Linked DNA regions of Homo sapiens: region 2 is linked to region 1. A link is an interaction called in ENCODE POLR2A ChIA-PET data of the cell type or tissue named here. Cell type or tissue: MCF 10A. All regions are shown on one strand. Links, peaks and the distances in the headings refer to the core of each region. The heading gives the core; the rest is flanking DNA. Region 1 overlaps CCDC63 (coiled-coil domain containing 63). Region 2 overlaps CUX2 (cut like homeobox 2).

Region 1 (2,920 bases), core at 270-2,769:
ACTGCAACGTCCACCTCCCGGGTTCAAGCGATTCTCCTGCCTCCGCCCCCGAGTAGCTGGGATTACAGGTGCACACCACCATGCCGAGATAACTTTAATTTTTAATTTATTTTTTAATTTTAATTAATTAATTAATTAATTTTGAGACGGAGTCTCGCTCTGTCGCCCAGGCTGGAATGCAGTGGCACGATCTCGGTTCACTGCAACCTCCACCTCCCGGGTTCATGCGATTCTCCTGCCTCAGCCTCCCGAGTAGCTGGGATTACAGGCACGTGCCACCATACCCGGTTAATTTTTTGTATTGTTAGTAGAGACGGGGTTTTACCATGTTGGCAAGGCTAGTCTCCAACTCCTGACCTTAGGTGATCCGCCCGCCTTGGCCTCCCAAAGTGCTGGGATTATAGGCGTGAGTCACTGTGCCTGGCCAGAATCAGTCTTGATAGCAATAGACTCACAGATGTTTCCTACCCCCTGCTAAAGATCACTTCCACCTGCTCTATTCTTGAAACCCTTTATTTCATCATCTCCTTCCCTTTGGGAGAAGTGGTGGGACCACATCCATCATGGGAGGGTTTTGCATAGGAATTAAGCAACCAAGCTCTGGGAGCCTGGCTATGACTTGCAGAAAAGTCACTTCCTAGCTCTGTGACGTTGAGGTAGTGACTCAACCTCTCTGAGCCTCAGTTTCCACATCTGTAAAATGGGGATAATAATCATACCTACTTCTTAGGGCTGTGAAGGTTGAATAAAATCACACATGTATACATTTGGCACACTGTAATGCAGAGAGCTGTACATTGTAGCTATTATTATTGTTGTTGTTATCATGTGAGCCAGAAAAACTGGTAAGTCACCCTCACTTTGTTACTAAATAATTGCCAAAGTGAAGAGTTGAGCTCAAGGTCAAGCCTTTGGATGAGCTTGGTACAGGGAAGCTAAACCTGAATTCACTTTTCTTCTCTGGCCTCAACATTCCTCATCTGAAAACTAGGCCGATTATGAGGCTGAGTTCAGATGATGTGTGTAAAGTACCTGGAATATTTTAGGAGCTAGACATGTATTATAACCACCACATCAAGCTGAACATTGACTTTTAAAAAATGAATCCTGTGATTTTTTTAAAATTGTGATTTTCTTAAATGCACTTTTATTATAATTTATTTATTTTTTGAGACAGAGTCTTGCTCTGTCGCCCAGGCTGGAGTGCAGTGGTGGGATCACAGCTCACTGCAGCCTCAACCTCCCAGGCTCAAGTGACTCTCCCACCTTAGCCTCCTAGTGTGCTGGGATTATAGGCGTGAGCCACCATGCCTGGCCTAATGCATCTTTAGAAAGGGCCGCTCTTGTCATATGGGAAATTTGCAGCCCTGGGAACTAAACATTCTAGTAGCCGGGTGGAGGAAGCCACCTGATGTGCTGGTTGAGAGACTGAGCTCAATTCCTGGCTTCCTTCTCCTGGCTGTATGCCTCAGAGCCTCAGTTTTCTCACCTGTAAAATAGGGGTGTGAATAGGGCCGACCCCTTGAGATCATTATCCGGGATGGTGCGTGCAGAGTTCACCAGTGGGAATGGGGCTGGTTCACCCAGGGTCCAGTTCACCTTTGCAAGCTAAGATCTCTGAGGGAGAGGCAGGAATCAGGGAAGGAAATACCCTAGAACAGTGATCCTCAGTCCAGCTGCACGTCACAATCACCTGGGAGGCTTTAATGAGAACTCCCAGATGCCCAGGCTGCGCCCCAGGCCAATTAAGACTCTGAATCACTGAGGGTGGAGTTGGGCAGCAAATATTTTTAAAGTTCCCAGGTGATACCAGTGTGAAGCCAAGGCTGAGATCCAACAGGCTGGCAGAGCTTCTCAGACTTTACTGTGCACCAGGATCACCGGGAGGCTTGCTAAAACCAGGTGGCCTGGTCCACCCCCAGGGCCTTTGACTGAGTAAGACTGAGGTGGGGGCCAAGAATATGCATTTCTAACAAGTTCCCAGGTGAAGCTGATGCTGCTTGTCCTGGGACCACACTTTAAGAACCACTGGGCTAGGGCAATGTGTTTTAAACTGTGAATGGTAAAATCAGTTTATTGGATGGTAGCCAACATTTTAAAATAGTGAGATAGAACAGAACAGAAGAGAAAATATTAGAACACATAATAAAAATATTGATTCGAGGCTGGGTGCAATGGCTCACATCTGTTAATCCCAGAACTTTGGGAGGCTGAGGCAGGAGGATCATTTGAGCCCAGGAGTTTGAGACCAGCTTGGGCAACATGGTAAGAACTTGTCTCTAATTTTATTAAAAAAAAAAAAAAAGAATATTGATTTGAACTGGCATGGTGGCTCACACCTGTAATCCCAGCACTTTGGGATACTGAGGCAGGAGGATTTCTTCAGCTCAGGAGTTCAAGACCAGTCTGGGCAACACAGCAAGATCCCATCTCTACAAAATTAAAAAAAAACCCAAAAACTTAGCTGGGTGTGGTGTTGCATGCTTGTAGTCCCATCTGCTCATGAGGCTGAGGCAGGAGGATCACCTGAGTCCAGGAGTTCAAGGCTGCAGTGAGCTATGATCACATGACTGCACTCCAGCCTGGGTGACAGAGCAAGACCCCAACTGTGCTTTTTTAAAATATTGATTTGTGAAATTTTATATTCATTTGATTAGATAATATGGATAAATCTACATACACAACATACGTATGTATGTTTGTATGTGTTGGCTGCAATGTATTTCTTCCTGTGGACCACCTTGTTTTTTTTTTTTTTTTTTGAGATAGAGTCTCGCTCTGTCACCCAGGCTGGAGTGCAGTGGCATGATCTCGGGCTCACTGCAATTTCCGTCTCCTGGATTCAAGCAATTCTCCTGCCTCTTCCCCAGTAGCTGGAATTACAGGCACATGCCACCATGCCCAACTAATTTTTGTATTT
Region 2 (2,920 bases), core at 277-2,776, 370 kb after region 1:
TGTTTACTCAGATAGCATTTATTGAGTGCCTACTGTGTGCCCGGCACTTGCTGGACACTGGGAACACAGCTGTGACCCTACAAACACAGACATGGGCCCAGCCCTCAGAAGCTTACCTTTGAGTGGCAGAAGTGACCAGATCATCGGTCACATAGCCTGTCATCACAGTCACAGGGGGACACCAGCATGTCTAGTGCTTGGGGGTACAGACAGGCAGGAAGACAAAGGGAAACAGAAGGGTCTTACGGCCCCCCACTTGGAAACGAGCCCTCATTTTGGGGGGTGTTCTTATGGGACCCTCATCTTTCTGGAGAGAAGACTGTTAAAACAGTCACAGGCCAGGGGCCACTCAAGGTCCCAAGATTGCTGTGGAACCTTCTGGAAGGTCCATATACCCTCTCTCCTCTTTCCCCAAAGCCCGGGAGCAGGAAGGTCATTCCAAGCCCAGTGCTGACTCCAGGAGTCTGATTTCCCAACTCTCCTCCCCAGAAATGCAGGGGCGGGAGAGCTGTCCCCAGCTGTCACCGACTTAGAGAACAAGGAGCCTTAACTGATGGAGACGTACCATACGAACAGCCCCTTTAGGGCCTCTAATTCATTTTCGAGACATTTAAGCATAACAAAATGTTTTAATGATTTCTTAGGGGAATTAGGAAGACATATTTTTGTTCTCATTAAATTTTATCCTCAGACACAAGAACCAAATGTCAAATGTGTGTTGGGCGCTTCCAGCTTCCCCGCTCACTGCCGGCCCCCCAGCTCCAACCCCCTCCATAAAAATAACACTCCTGGAAAATTCGCTGGGACGCGCACACTCCTGTTTTTATATTTCTTGACAGGCAAATTATTTGTCGAAATACTCCTCCCCGCCACCCGAAGCCACACAAGTCCTGATTCAACATTTTTGTTTTGAGTGACTGCTGCCAACACAGATCTTTGGCAGAGAATACGACAGAGCCTGATGGCTCAGCAAGTATTTTGATAAGTGTGCAGCCTGGATGTCTGTAATTACGAAAGAAAACCGTAAATCTTTTGGATATTGTTCACACAGATGTGGCGTGAAGTGAGAAAAAAAAAGCAGTAAAACGTGTTAAAAGCATAATTAATGTCATTGTTGTGGGTGATGATGTGATTTAAACCTCTCTGACTTCTGTATTGGTGATGGCTGATTCCTTTATCGCACTCGTAGAGTCACTAGGTACGGACCCAAGCTTCAGAAGGCTAACTTGTTAACTGAGTGATTAGTTAAAAGGAAAAAAAAAAAAAAAACAAGGAACGAGGAAATGAGAGGGCAGGCAGATGAACATTGCTGAGGAGATAAGAGACAGGTGAGTGCCCCAAAATGTTGTTTTCTACTGTGCTTTGGTTTTTACAAATCTGATGCAGATTTGCAATTCCTGGCAGACATTTCTCACCTTGCTCCTTCTCTTGGGGGGGAGGCTGATCAGGAAGGTGCTCAGTGCCCAGGCTATAGAGGTTGACACACCTGGGTGGAACTCTCAGTTTGGTGTTTTGTGCTGTGTGACCTTGGCCAGGGGCTTTAACCTCTCTGAGCTCTGGTTTCTGTGTCTTTAGAAGAGGGATAGTAATAGAACCTACTCAGGGGTGGACGTGAGGATTCGCTACGCTGTACATGAAAGCATTCCGCAGGGCTGAGTAATCAGCAGCCCATTGACATCAGGGTATAACAGTTATAGGAGTGACAAGCGTCTGCTATTGATTCTACGAGGTTCGGTCTGTTGTCAGGGACATTGGATAAGCAGTGGTGCAGGCAACAGGGTTCCTGAGCCTATAGAATAGGAAAATGCTCTACAACGTTTAAAATTTTTAAATTTGTCTCCTCGATTATAAAAGTAGCATATGCATGCTGTCAACTTCAGAAAATAGAGAGAAACAGAAAGAGGGAAAACGACCAGCTAGAAAAGCATTTTGTTGTTTTTCTTTTCCGTGATTTTTCCCTGTGTACTTTTTCAAAACAGTTGCTGATTCTACATGTACCGTTTTGAATTGTTTCCTTTATCTGACATGAAGCACTCATATTTCCCTGTGTGATTACAGATCCCAAGTAACTTTGATTCATTGTACAAGCCTAACAATCCCTTGTATAGCTGTATTGTAATTTACCTAACCCCTCTCCAACTCTGGACAGTTAAGGTGCTTGGGAACACATCCCCTATTGGTACTGTGCTGTACCAAGAAGAAAATTTGGGAAGGAAAAGTACATTGTAGCCTTGTATTGACCACAAACCCCAGGATCAGTGACCAGAATAAGAATGTTTTTCTCCTTGCTGATTTTATATTGCAGTCCTTTACTTACTAGTTCACTAAATATCTTTTCATATGTTATAAAGCATTCATATTTATACTTTTAGAAATCTCTGGTTTATGTCTCCTTAGCCCAGAGAGTGGATTTTTTCTACCAGAGAGTAGATTATTTTCTTATTGATTTGTAGACACTCTTTGTATATGGGGGATATTAACCTTTGTCCAGGTATACATGTTTCATATATTCTCCCCTGGTTTGCCTTTTGTTTCTCAACTTAGTGTGTAATGTCTCTTGTCTATTGTATGTAGCAGGTATTCAAAAAAATATTTGCAGAAAGCAAGAAATCTTAGCAAATCTTTGCTTTGTAGCTTCTGAATATCCGGTCCTGTTTTTAAAAATCTTTCTCGCCTCAAGGGTATAAGGAGTTTTTTTAGTACTTTTGTGATCTTAATTTTTAAACATTTACATTTGAACCAGCTGAAATATAATAGATATTGATAGAAGTAGCAGGGGAGGTGAAGCATTTAGCTTTGTTTTTGTCCCAAATAACTCGTTTCAGTGCCATCTAGTGGATAAGCCACCTGCACAGCTACAGGAAATAGAGATTTTCTACGATTAGAAAGTGTTGTCTGTGCTAACCTTCCCTCCTTCCCT

What was found. ChIA-PET counts read pairs that join two places held together with the same protein. Peaks named below come from ENCODE experiments on the same cell type or tissue, not always from the same donor. Only the 100,000 strongest peaks of a DNase experiment are listed, where the experiment ranks them.
Region 2: POLR2A ChIA-PET joins it to region 1 with 6 read pairs; 2 of 35 experiments call an interaction of 5 or more read pairs at or near these places.

The regions. Positions count from the first base shown.
Region 1 is chr12:110,894,989-110,897,908 of GRCh38, forward strand. All of the region lies in intron 9 of CCDC63 (coiled-coil domain containing 63), which reads left to right. Among named protein-coding and RNA genes, the nearest start is that of MYL2, 24 kb to the right of the region's middle. In MCF 10A, for the core only: no CTCF peak of the experiment used is centred there; DNase peaks (open chromatin) are centred at 503 and 1,753.
Region 2 is chr12:111,269,391-111,272,310 of GRCh38, forward strand. All of the region lies in intron 4 of CUX2 (cut like homeobox 2), which reads left to right. Among named protein-coding and RNA genes, the nearest start is that of MIR6760, 33 kb to the right of the region's middle. In MCF 10A, for the core only: no CTCF peak of the experiment used is centred there; no DNase peak of the experiment used is centred there.